3 separate regions of the Homo sapiens genome follow, and regions 1 and 3 are each linked to region 2. Evidence: chromatin contacts called from ENCODE Hi-C or POLR2A ChIA-PET data. All regions are on one chromosome and are shown on one strand. Each heading gives the region's core, a stretch centred on a gene start or an enhancer-like site at or near the end of the contact. The rest is flanking DNA. Distances are from core to core; before and after follow the strand shown. Region 1 holds the start of DNTT (DNA nucleotidylexotransferase). Region 2 holds the start of CC2D2B (coiled-coil and C2 domain containing 2B). Region 3 overlaps BLNK (B cell linker).

Evidence for each region. A loop is a pair of places that touch in the nucleus more often than their neighbours do. ChIA-PET counts read pairs that join two places held with the same protein, here RNA polymerase II (POLR2A). Pooled maps may share reads with other maps.
Region 1: a map with no recorded cell type shows a loop between it and region 2 (2.3-fold over the local background). The contact joins the promoter of DNTT here to the promoter of CC2D2B in region 2. A Hi-C loop is called at or near these places in 2 of 168 maps with a recorded cell type or tissue (chondrocyte and endothelial cell of umbilical vein), 10 of 37 single-sample maps with no recorded cell type and 12 of 50 pooled maps.
Region 3: a pooled map shows a loop between it and region 2 (3-fold over the local background). The contact joins the enhancer-like site here to the promoter of CC2D2B in region 2. A Hi-C loop is called at or near these places in 2 of 37 single-sample maps with no recorded cell type and 4 of 50 pooled maps. POLR2A ChIA-PET finds 5 or more read pairs at or near these places in 2 of 52 experiments (GM10248 and activated CD4-positive, alpha-beta T cell).

What each region holds. Positions count from the first base shown.
Region 1 is chr10:96,302,295-96,306,230 of GRCh38, reverse strand. It overlaps DNTT (DNA nucleotidylexotransferase), which reads right to left and starts at 1,797. Exons shown (of 11, transcript NM_004088.4): 1 at 1,531-1,797. The coding sequence starts at 1,733.
Region 2 is chr10:95,905,281-95,909,419 of GRCh38, reverse strand. CC2D2B (coiled-coil and C2 domain containing 2B) reads right to left here and starts at 1,445. Exons shown (of 35, transcript NM_001349008.3): 1 at 1,363-1,445. The region is part of intron 2 of ENTPD1-AS1 (ENTPD1 antisense RNA 1); the gene reads left to right. RefSeq lists enhancers at 1,129-1,188, 1,229-1,418.
Region 3 is chr10:96,229,134-96,233,085 of GRCh38, reverse strand. It overlaps BLNK (B cell linker), which reads left to right. Exons shown (of 17, transcript NM_013314.4): 4 at 2,252-2,292. It overlaps LOC124902487 (a long non-coding RNA gene), which reads left to right. Exons shown (of 3, transcript XR_007062255.1): 2 at 1-701; 3 at 805-1,352. Among named protein-coding and RNA genes, the nearest start is that of BLNK, 40 kb to the left of the region's middle. RefSeq lists an enhancer at 3,111-3,170. Within about 2 kb of position 2,610, at least 3 of the 41 ENCODE cell types and tissues checked have a DNase peak (open chromatin) inside an H3K27ac peak, as active enhancers do.

The DNA of each region.
Region 1 (3,936 bases), core at 548-3,047, 400 kb before region 2:
TCCCAGCTACTTGGGAGGCTGAGGCAGGAGAATCACTTGCACCTGGGAGGCGGAGGTTGCAGTGAGCCGAGATTGTGCCACTGCACTCCAACCCGGGCAACAGAGCAAGACTCTGTCTCAAAAAAAAAAAAAAAAAAATCTATTTTTTTGGCTTCTTTACCTATATAATCTTCCTGTCTTCTCCAACTCTAGCCTTCTATGTAAGTCTGTAATATCAGGCAGGCTTAACAGTTAGATGAAATCTAGGATTTTCTTGGAAAGGATGTTAGAAAATGAGATTCAGAGTGGCTGTAGGAGGTTACAGAGAGGCAGCAAGAGAGAAAAGGAGACCTTGCAAAGAGAAATCAGGTGGAAGAAGGGCCATAGGAAATTCAGGAATTTCTGAATGGGGCATTTTAGCAAAAAATGAATGAAAAGTCAATGTCATATGAATCAGGGTGTTGCGAACATTAACATATCTGAAAATTGACTTTTGAAATATGTCTCCTCAACACTTGGAAGCTGACATTTCTTCTGCATGACATGCTTGTCAGTTTTATTTTCAAATATCAAAGACTATTTATACAATCAAAATGTCCTTTCACATAAAATTTTTATAGTTTTGCCTGAAAATTTGTGGTCAATTTATTTCTTGCACAGTCAAAGCGGTCAACTGCATAAATCATTACTCCTTCATTGCAAGCCCCTTAACAGTTTAATCCAGAACCATCACTTATGTCAAGGTTCTAATACCATTTGTTTCTGGATTTTGCTTGTTTTCTCTTCATCTATTTGAGATCAGTGAAGAGCTTACACAGAAGTTAGAAAAACAACAAGAATAATTGCTGTTCAAGGTGAGTGGATTAGTGAGTGAACCAATCTAGGTGGTCCAAATGCTTCTATCGCCTCCTTGCCTGGGCTCTGATTACATCTCACTCAGTGTGATGTCTGTCATCCCTGGACAGAGCTGTCTTAACAGTGAATACATCTTTACCTAGCATCTCTCTTTCTAAGAACCCCACTAGGACCACTCTTTGGAAAAATGTGGTCAAGGCCACATCTGGGTGCCTGTGGTAAGCTGGCTAGTCATCCTCGCCCACCACAGATGCTAGCTGCCTTAGCACGCCCAGATGTATAGGTAAGAACCAAGCAACCAAATCATCTTTCTGCATCAAAGTAGCCAAAACTTTTTTGTTGAACCCAGTGATACTTTGTTCAAATTGGTCAAGAATAGAATTGAGTGGTTCAGCATTAAATTTTCCAATTAGTGTTCTGCTTATCATCCCTAAATAACACATCTCATAGGAGTGAAAAGCAAAAAACAAAAAATTTATCTCATCTTTTGGTGTCAACTAGTTTCAATATAATTGTATTCAGTCCCCACTTATCTCGTTTTCCTTAACTAGTTGTTCTTTGATTTCAAATCTGCTGTTCTCCCAGTGGGAAGATCACCTCTTCCACATGTGGAAGAAAACACAGGTTCCTTGGGTTCCCAAGAAGCTGTTCACAAAGCCTCTGCTTATTTACAAAGCAAGATCGATGCTGTCCTACCTGAGCTCATTTTCAACCCTGAACCCTTTCCTGCGGGCCAGCTCCATGAGGAACGCTCTGCGGGTGGTTCCCATTTTCTTCTCCAAAATGAAGACGACCAAATCTTGAAATTTGATGTCTTGAGGAGAGGAGGCCATCAAGGCACCCGTCTGCCGGGGTCTCTTCTTCCGAGGGCTCAAGTGGGACGCTCGTGGTGGATCCATGGGAAGAGGCTGCTGCTGCCTCTGGCTGGCCCATCTGGTGGTGTCTCCAGAAGGGAGGGAGACTGCCACCCTCCTACACGAAGGGTTTTGATGTCATCTCACCAGCAGACTCTGAAGCCAGGCCAGGGCTTCACAGGTGCTGCCCTGGCAACAGCTTCCTGCCAAAGTGTGATGGGGAATTTTTATCTCTGTTCAGTTCATTTGTCCAATATGGAGATCATAATGAAGACAGTCAATTAACTTTTGTTTTCATACGCACAATCTCATTAGCTCCTCAGAGTAACCTCGTGAGGAAGGTAGGGAAGCATCATTGTTTGCATGTTATTTATTTCTAAATGTACTGAGGCCCTTCTGTGGTCTTTATTTATTGATCCCCTTTAAACCTCCCAACTCACTTGCATTCTCCTCCTTTTGTAGACAATCATTACACTGTACTGGATGTCTGTTATTTGCATGGGTGTTATATTCTGCTTGTGGTTGTTTTGACTTTACATAAATGGCATTGTTACATTTCTCATTTTGCCAATCACCTTTTTATTTCACTTGGAACTATGTTTTCCAGATCCGTATTCTAATTGCTCTGTTGCTTCTAACTGCTCCATAGTATTTCATGGTGGGTATTACCACCTGTTCACTTACATAGGTACATTTTATAAGCAAGAGAACCAAGGCTCAGTTATTCAAGATCACAGAATAAGGGGCCAAGCCATATCTTGAATTCAGTTCTTTGGATTCCAAATGCTGTATGCATATATTAGTTTTTTAAGTGGATTAAGGTTGTCCAGAGAGTAGTCTGTTATAAACCCTAAAATAGGTCTTCTTCAGTGGGATGGTATGACTTTTAGATGATAACCACTGCCATAAGGAGACATTTTCATAACTTTATGTGCAAAATTAAATTTGTCTTTCACCAATACACTCTATAGATCTCATTTCCTGAGCAGCTACTACACGGCCAAGGCAAGCACCTACCAGCCTTAGCTGACAGGATCCTCACAATACCACTGTCAGGTGGTCCTACCTTTCTCATTTGGCTAAACAATTTGCCCAAGGTCACAGAGCTACTGAATTTTCACAACTGAGAAATGATTGAGCTAGGATTTGGACTCAGATCTGTCTGATTTTAAAAGACTACTCTTAACCACCAAGGAGCCTTCCTCTGTATTGTCTTCTCCAATAACCAATCTGAGCTCTGCTCACCCTTTGTCCTTTTTTTTTTTTTTGGAGATGGAGTTTCGCTCTTATTGCCCAGGCTAGAGTGCAGTGACACAATCTCAGCTCACTGCAACCTCCACCTCCTGGGTTCAAGCGATCCTGCTACCTCAGCCTCCTGAATAGCTGGGATTACAGGCGCACGCCACCACGCCTGGCTAATTTTTGTATTTTTAGTAGAGATGGGGTTTCACCATGTTGGTCAGGCTGGTCTTGAACTCCTGACCTCAGGTGATCGGCCCACCTCGGCCTCTCAGAGTGCTGGGATTACAGGTGTGAGCCACCATGGCTGGCCGTCTGTGCCATATTATTTGAGACTTTTGCTATCTCCAAAACACGTGAGCACCTCACAACCGTATTAGGGGAAGAGTCATGTGACAGCTGCCTTAAGGCATGGGTAAAGCACTCTGTGTTGCTCAAGAAAGCAAAATCAGAAATCTTCAGGTGGAAATTGTAGAGTAATAGATTCCAGTTCTCCGCAAGTAAGACCTGTTTAGTAACTCAGCTGTCTAAAAATATACAGAGAGCAGCTTTATACAGTTGTGTGTTACAAGTCATGAAAAGTATTCAAACAGATGCTGGATAACTGTTTATTGAGCTGTAACAGAAGGGAATTCAGACATCTGGTAAGGGCCTATAATGCAGCCCTGAAATTCCCGGATGCTATGACTGTTTGCTAGAGATCAACTGGAAGATGAGAGTCTATTTTGACCCTCACTATTATGTGTTTGGTTACTGAAGAGCTGAATGCTTCATGTTAGAATGCAGTCTTAGCTACCAAATGGTGCTGCAGCAGGGAGTTAAGTAAATGATTCTAGCAAGAGTCTGGGATTGTTGTGTTCGTTCCCAAGGTATAGCCACCTAATAGTAAAGGTGCACCACCTAAGCAGTAAAGGGAATGGGGAGGTAGTACTGAGATGTGGCTAACAGCTCAGGCTTCGTCAGGCTGCCCATAAAAATTCTGTCTCTATTGCTCTGAAGCTTCAAAGCA
Region 2 (4,139 bases), core at 196-2,695:
GGATGCTATGTCCAGAATTAAGGTCTCATTCACAGTTATGATGTAATTAAGGCAACAATAGCATTTTGTAAAAATAATCTATTAAATATATAGCACCAGCTACCCTTTATTGTTATTAGGATATGGAAGAAGTGGAATTTAACTTAACAATTCTTTACTTAGTTAAGAGGAATATAGCAGTATTTCACAGTGTTCTACAAAAAACATTATGACTTCCATGTATTGCATTAACTGGCAAGTTTAAAAATTAACTTAACTGTTATCTTGTTTTCCAAAATCAAAACTTAGGAACAAACGGCGTGACAAAAGATTTTCTGATCTGTGAATTTATTTAAGTCTTCGAAAGGCAACAAAACTAAATCACCCACTGCTCTGAGGACCAGTTCCCAAGTCATCATGTCCTGCTCCTGTAGATCAAGAAAGATTTGGGCCCACTTCTCTATCTTGGGACTTCTGGTACATGAAAACTAATGTGGAAACAGGTTACAAAAACTATCATATTATATTTTGAAAATTTACATCTAACACACACCATGCAACGTAGTTTTGCTACTCAAAGGTGAATTACAAGATTTATAAAAATGTATTAATTCTTAGAGCAACCACTGGCCAGGAGGCCCAGAAGCTCTAAACAAGTACTGTAATGTTTTTTATTCAAACCTGAAGATGTATCTCTGTGTCTATACTTATAGCCTCAATTAGAGAGAAAGTCAACCAGGAGGCCCTTTCTGAAAGTGAAGCCAAAAAACTCTCACATCACTTCCCCATCTAAGCCGCAGTGACCACTCTCCAACATTGACCACTCTCCAACATAACCCCTCAACTATAGCTGGATGGAGTTCTTGTTTATTCTCCCTGGCATCTCCAACCTTTAATTTTTACAACTTCCCCGCAAATGGATAGCATTCCGTGTTTCTAAGGCTGATTCAAACTCCACGTCTTTCAGGAAGTTTTTTCTAACTCTGTCTCTTGATCTCCAACAGCATTTGTAGTTCATAATGCGAATTTTTGTTCATTACATTCTACCTTCCAAGTTCATCTTCCTGCTTATCCTAATGTGAAGATCAGGACTAAGGCAAGGTGTTCAGCACACACAGTAGGCACTGAATTAATAATATGCCGACCCGTATTTCTTGCAAATCAAACACTGCTCTCGAGTGATTTTCAATTCTACTCATTCCCAAATTGGCTAACAAACCGGTCGGCCAGGCCCCCGAACTACAAGTCCCAGCGGCCTGCGCGGCCCCGGCTCCGGTTATCCCAGCCCAGCTAGTTCTGCCCATGCAGCAGAGCTCCACAAAAGTGCGGGAATGTCTGACAGGGAAGAATCAGAGAAACCTTCACCAGCAGCCCGACATTCACCTGGACGGACAGTGCACTTTTCTTACGTCTGGGCAGGGAAGGCAGGGCGCACCATCTACCGCAGGCTAGGATGATCACCAACCGCCCCACCGCACCCTGCGCCAGCCCTACGGCGCCCGCGGGCTGCAAGTAGCGGCGACCCAGGAGCATGCGCGCTGCCGCCCCTGGCCTGCCAGGACCCAGAGGGAGCGGAGCACGCGCCTTTGGGAATCTTCGGTGCGCCAAGTCTGTTCGCCGCCGGGGTCTATCACCCCCGCCCCTCGCCTCTGCCCGTGAGCGTGTGAGTTGTAGCGTACCCTGGGGTCTGTTCTGGAGGAGGCCTGAGAGCGGGGTTGCCTGGGGCGTGGGTCTCTCATCCCTCTCGTCCTGGTGAAGAAGAAGAGTATACCCAGCGGGTGAGTACCGGCCGCGAGCTCCCGGCTGAGCGGGCGTCCCCGGGGAGGACGCTGCGGGGCGCCGTTGTGGCAAGAGCGGTCGCCCGCGCAGGGCGTGGAGGCGCGAGGCCGGGGGACGCCAGCCGGCAAGTTGCACGGGTTGCAGCGCCCCGGGACCTACTTTCTCTTTGCCGTCGTCCCTGCCTTGCTAGGAAAAGAGGGGAGCTTTGACTTCAGGTGATTTCCTTTGTGGCTTACAAAAGAGCCCCCTAAATATGCAAGCGGTTCCTTTTATTTCCAGAGCTTGCTGTTAGCGTACTAATGTACTATGTTTAAAGTCTTAAATAGGGCATGCCAGACACGCTCACCCATGTGTCGTCATTCATCGCTTAATAAACAGAGTACGGCTCTCATTGTTTTTCTTTTTCCCATTGCCTCGCTCCGAGTTAAAATAACGAGATAAACTAAACGTGATGCGGTTGGGAACTTGTTCAGGGAAACCGGCTGGGGCGAACTTCGGAAACTTGCTAGTGTAGAGAGCCGCACGGTGGTGGTTTGTATGCTTTCACTCATTCAGGCTTTCCACAGTGTTTAACTGCGTTCTGTGTCAGGCATTATGCCCCAACAGTCGTCTTGTGTAAGACTTCCATGCATTTTTAAGCTTTGCTTTTATTTTCTAAATGTACATGTTAATAGAGAATAAACATTATTGACCTCTTTATTCTGATATTAATTGCCTAAGTTTCGTAGGATTGTCTTTATTTTTTAATAGTATGGTGACCAAAAGTAATACTAGTGTTTAACCTTAGTAAGCAAAATAGAGTCCCAGTGTCTCTGACAGCTTGGCACAGTTTCATTTGAGACCGTAAATCCCACCCTGTCTATAGTCTCTGTCATACTTGGTAACAACCCAGATAATTTATCCCTTCTCGCAGCCTCATTCCCACACCTTCTCCATCTGCTGATCGTCTCACTATCTGCCTTCTTCTGGAAACTGTAAACTCTTTTTCTAGACTCCTCATATGTAAACCCCTCTATATCTTTTTTTAAATTTATATATATATATATTTTATCATACTTTAAGTTCCAGGGTACATGCGCACAACGTGCAGGTTTGTTACATATGTATACATGTGCCATGTTGGTGTGCTGCACCCATTAACTCGTCATTTACATTAGGTATATCTCCTAATGCTATCCCTCCCCCTCCCCCCATTCCACAACAGGCCCTGGTGTGTGATGTTCCCCTTCCTGTGTCCAGGTGTTCTCATTGTTCAATTCTCATATGAAATACTATGCAGCCATAAAAAATGATGAGTTCATGTCATTTGTAGGGACATGGATGAAGCTGGAAACCATCATTCTCAGCAAAGTATCGCAAGGACAAAAAACCAAACACCACATGTTCTCACCCCTCTATGTCTTTATATCTTCTTGTTCACAAAACATTCCTCCTTGTGATATTGGGTACCTGGCTGTCTCCTGAAGACACTGCTTTCCCAGCAATTCACCACAGCGAAAGCCATGCCTGCTGGAGACACTGCTTTCCCAGCAATTCACCACAGCGAAAGCCGTGCCTGCCCGCGCCCCCCGCCCCCCAGAGGTGGTATCTGTATTCGCCATCTCCTCATGGCCATTGCTAGGCCATTCCATCCCACCCCAGGACCCAGAGCTGGTATCTGTATTCGCCATCTCCTCATGGCCATTGCTACGCCATTCCATTCCACCCTTGTAAAACTTACCAGAAACCCTTCTCTAATGAGCCCTTTTCCCTCTCCTCACTGTTATTTACCAGCTGCCTGGTCACTCATGTTCATTAAGGAATTTAGTACCCAACTCAAGTCTTTTTTTTTTTTTTTTTTTTGAGACGGAGTCTCTGTCAGCCCAGTTTGGAGTGCAGTGGTGTGATCTCAACTTACTGCAACCTCTGCCTCCCGGGTTCAGGCGATTCTCCTGCCTCAGCCTCCCGAGTAGCTGGGACTACAGGCGTGCACCACCACGCCCAGCTAATTGTATTTTTAGGAGAGACCGGATTTCACCATGTTGGCCAGGCTGGTCTTGAATTCCTGACCGCAGGTGATCCACCCGCCTCGGCATCCCAAAGTGCTGGGATTACAGGCATGAGCCACTGTGCCTGGCCAGTCTTTCTTTCATACTCAATTGCTACAAGGTTCTGGGGGGACTAAAGCAGTCATGTGTATCACAGGTCCAGCACCCCATATTCCCTTAACTTACTGCCATGACTGACTGACTGCAGGACCATAATATCTAAGACTGTTCCATATTAACAATCACGAACTCTAGTATTCTCTTCTCATCTTCCTGTTTCTTTCATCTCTTCCTCTGCCTTATTCTTCTATACTTAATCCCTGATCTCATGAAGACGCTGTCCCTTGATGACTA
Region 3 (3,952 bases), core at 1,361-3,860, 320 kb before region 2:
GCCTGTAATCCCAGCACTTTTGAAGGCAGAGGCAGGTGAGTCATTTGAACCCAGGAGTTCAAGACCAGCCTGGGCAACATGGCAAAACCCCATCTCTACAAAAAATACAAAAGTTAGCTGGGCATGGTGGCACGTGCCAGTTACTCAGGAGGCTGAGGTAGCAGGATCGCTTGCACCAAGGAGGTTGAGGCTGCAGTAAGCCATGATTGTGCCACTGCACTCCCACCTGGGCAACACAGTGAGACTCTGTCTCAAAAAAAAAAAAAAAGACTAGAAAAGAAAAAGAAACATACTCCCCCATTGTGCCAGGTAATCATATTGGGAAGAGGATTTATTCACCCAATCTTCTAGAGTTTCTTGGCCAACCCCAGTGATTGCAGTACACTCTAATTCAGCATTAGTCAACCCAAAGAATAATGTAAGAATTCTTTTCTGTTCACGTCAAAGTGTGACCCATGTTTGGCTTGTAGAGTGAGGCTCTTTCTTAGCACCTATCATGTTTTTCCCAAAAGAGGGTGCTGCTGCCGCCATTGCTTAAAATGTGGCCACTCCGATCCCACAGTATCCTTCCTGACCCCATTTCACCTCTGCAATTCCTTGCTGGTGCCTCTGGAGACCCCAAATGTTTGACTCTCTGGAGTCCGGTGGTCTGCTGTGGCAGGGGTAGAAATAGCAAAAACATAAAAATAAAACTAGAAAATGTTCTGTTGAGGTTCTGGGAAATTTAGGAACATCCACTGGGTCCTCTGTGGCAGTGGCTACTCAGCGGGGAATAGCAAAAACATAAAAATAAAACTAGAAAAGGTTCTGTTGAGGTTCTGGGAAATTTAGGAACATCCACTGGATCCTCTGTGGCAGTGGCTGCTCAGCGGGGCAGGAGGGAGCTGGGACCCTCTGTGGTGCTGTCATGGAGCCACTCTGCCACATGGGCCTGTGTCTGCTTGATTCCTACACAGCAGAGTGAATCCCATTTAACCTCTAAGGTCAGTTTATGTGATAGGCTAGATGCTAAGTTTCTCATACTCTAAATGTGTTTTGGAGGGAAAGGGGTCAAATATTCGCCTGGGCTGTCATAATTCAGACTTATTTTATTCTACAAGCTCATAAACTACTTAAGGGCCACAACCTGTCATATCCATTTTTCTATGCCCATGCAGAGCCCAGGACGGCACCTCCTGCCCCTGGAGCGAGGCAGCACCATGTGGGGGCTCAGCGCATGCCCGTGGAAGGCAACCTGTAGGGTTCAACTCCTGGCTCTGCCATTTATTACACTATCTGACCTTGGGCATGTGACTTATCTGCTCTAGGCCTCAGTTTCCTCACAAGGTTTAGGTGATTTTTTTTTTTTTTTTTTTTTTTGAGACAGGGTCTTACTCTGTCATCCCAGCTAGAGTGCAATGGCACAATCACAGCTCACTGCAGCCTCGACCCCCTGGGCTCAAGCAATCCTCCCATCTCAGCCTGCTAAGTAGCTGGAACTACAGATATGGACCACCACACCCAGCTAATTATTTTATTTTTTGTAGAGATGGGGCCTTGCCATGTTGTCCAGACTGGTCTTGAACTCCTGGGCTCAAGCAACCCTCCTGCCTTGGCCTCTCAAAGTGCTGGGACTACAGTGCTGGGATTACAGGCATAAGCCCCAACGCCCAGCCCCTCACAGCGTCTTTGAGAGGGCTAAAAGACGGCAAAGCTCTGATAATATTGCCTGGCACATACTAAGACATTGGATAATTTTTTTTTAACAAGAAAAGTCAAAGTTAGAGCCAGAGATGATCACAGAAATGATCCCCTCATTGTATAGATCTGGAAACCGAGGCTCAGAGATGTTAGAGGTCTTGCCCACACTCCAACGCATTCGGAACAGAGCCTGGATAAGAACTTAGGTCTGTCTGATTCCCTGTCCTGTGCTGTTCCTACTACGCCATCCTCTGAAGTCCTTAGAAGCCACATAGTATGAATTGTAGGTCTCTACTGGGGGACCCAGAAATGTCCCTTAACAAAGCCCACACATGGATCAGACGCACATTGCTCTGCCCAGTGGGACTTCTCTCTATGCTTTGAGAATTAATATTTTTTAAAAAGTCAAAAGCAAGTGAACATATGATTGTAGTAACTAACCCAAGGTCAAGTATATGGCACCAGAAAGCCCAAAGGGAAGGGAAGGCAGGTGCGAAATGTGTGTGGATGGGCTGGGGCTGGCCAGCTGAGGCTCACACTTGTGCCTTCTGCTTCTCCCCTGCTGTTGCAGAGAGCCCTGCTGACGAAGAGGAGCAGTGGTCCGATGACTTTGTAAGTATTTGCTCCTGGGACCAGGAGGGCATCAGGGTCCCATGGGAGGCCTTTTGAAGATCTTATTTCTGAATTACATGCTGGTGGTCAGCCGCACGTCCCAAGAGGGAAGACTTGGAAAGGTCACCTACAGGCAAGGCATACTGCATACCAGCTGACTTGACTGGCACTCAGTGTGCGCCTGGCTAAGAGCTTTCCACACATAACCTCATTTAAACCTTTGAGGTAGGTGTTCTTATGCCCAACTTCAGTGCTGGTGTTCAGAGTACTCACCAGCACATCCAAAACAGGTGTAAAAATGTTTAAATGTTTCCATATCAGTTAGCAAATGCCTCTGCCCTAAACTCCCCAGTGCCCATCACTGCCTGACCCCTGCCCAGGAGCCCTAAACGAACCAACAACTAAAGAATAAGTGTCTGGCACATCAGGGGGCCTCCAGGACCAAGGTCTAGAAAGTTTCAGTCACTTGCAGTTCCACAATTCAGACCCAGGCCCTCAGATCTCAGGACCAGGCTCTTTGCCACCAAGGTGCTTGCTGTGATCAAGAGAACATTAGCAGAGCTCCGGAGCCACAGAGAGAGGGACCTGGCCATGATGACACTGGGGATGTTGTATCAGAATTATCTCTTTGAGGTAGCTCTGAAATGTGCAAGGCCTGACATCCTAAAAACTTTTCTTCACAATAATTATTCCTCACTTATATCAAATTCATCCAGAATGTTAGCCTGCTCCAACCTGTGAGTTTTAGATCTGGAAGGGATCCAAGAAGCCTTCCATACAACCACATACCCATTTCACAGATAAGAAAACTGAGGCCAAGAGAATGAAAATCACCCAGTTCAGTGGAATGAGAACCCAGGACTCAGACCTCCAGTCCTGTGCCCAGCCCTGGGCTGTGCACACTACCTGGAGTTTATACAGAGTCTCAGAAGACAGGAGTTCCTCCTTCTTCAACTGCAGAAAAAGAAAAGAAAAATGAGGGGAAGGGGTGACTTTTCTGCCCATCTCTTGGTCATGGAGCTCCTCCTGGGGCCCAGCAGCCGCAGCTCCCTGAGATGCACTGCAGCTGCGCCCCCTGCTGGCTGCGCACGCGCGTGCACACACGAACACACACACACACACACACACACACACACACAGCCACATGTAAAGCAAAGAAATTGCTTGGTCCACATGCAGAGGTAAGAGAAGAAAACTGAGCAAGCTGGCTGGATGAAAAAGAGCACACAAGGGAACTTAGAAAGCACAAAATAAAATCAGCCTGGAGAGGAAGGAATTACTTGCCCCAAAATCAGACAACCAAAATGAAGATACCAGCTGTACTAAAGACTGAGTAAGCATTCACTCACAGCTCTTTTGACTTCAGTAGATGGATCCCCACTGCACGCAGAATGAAATCCAGGCTTGTTAATAAAGCCTCCAGAATTTCTTGATTTTAAACAAAAATCCTGCTATATGTTCTCATTCATTTGTAGGAGCTAAAAATTAAAACACTTGAACTCATAAAGACGGACAGTAGAATGATGTTTACCAGAGGCTGGGAAGGGTGGTCGAGGGGGCAGCAGGTGGGGGGAGGGAAACAGGGACAGTTAATGGGTGCAAAAATATAGTTAGGATGAATAAGACCTAGTGTTTGACAACAGGGTAACTACAGTCAACA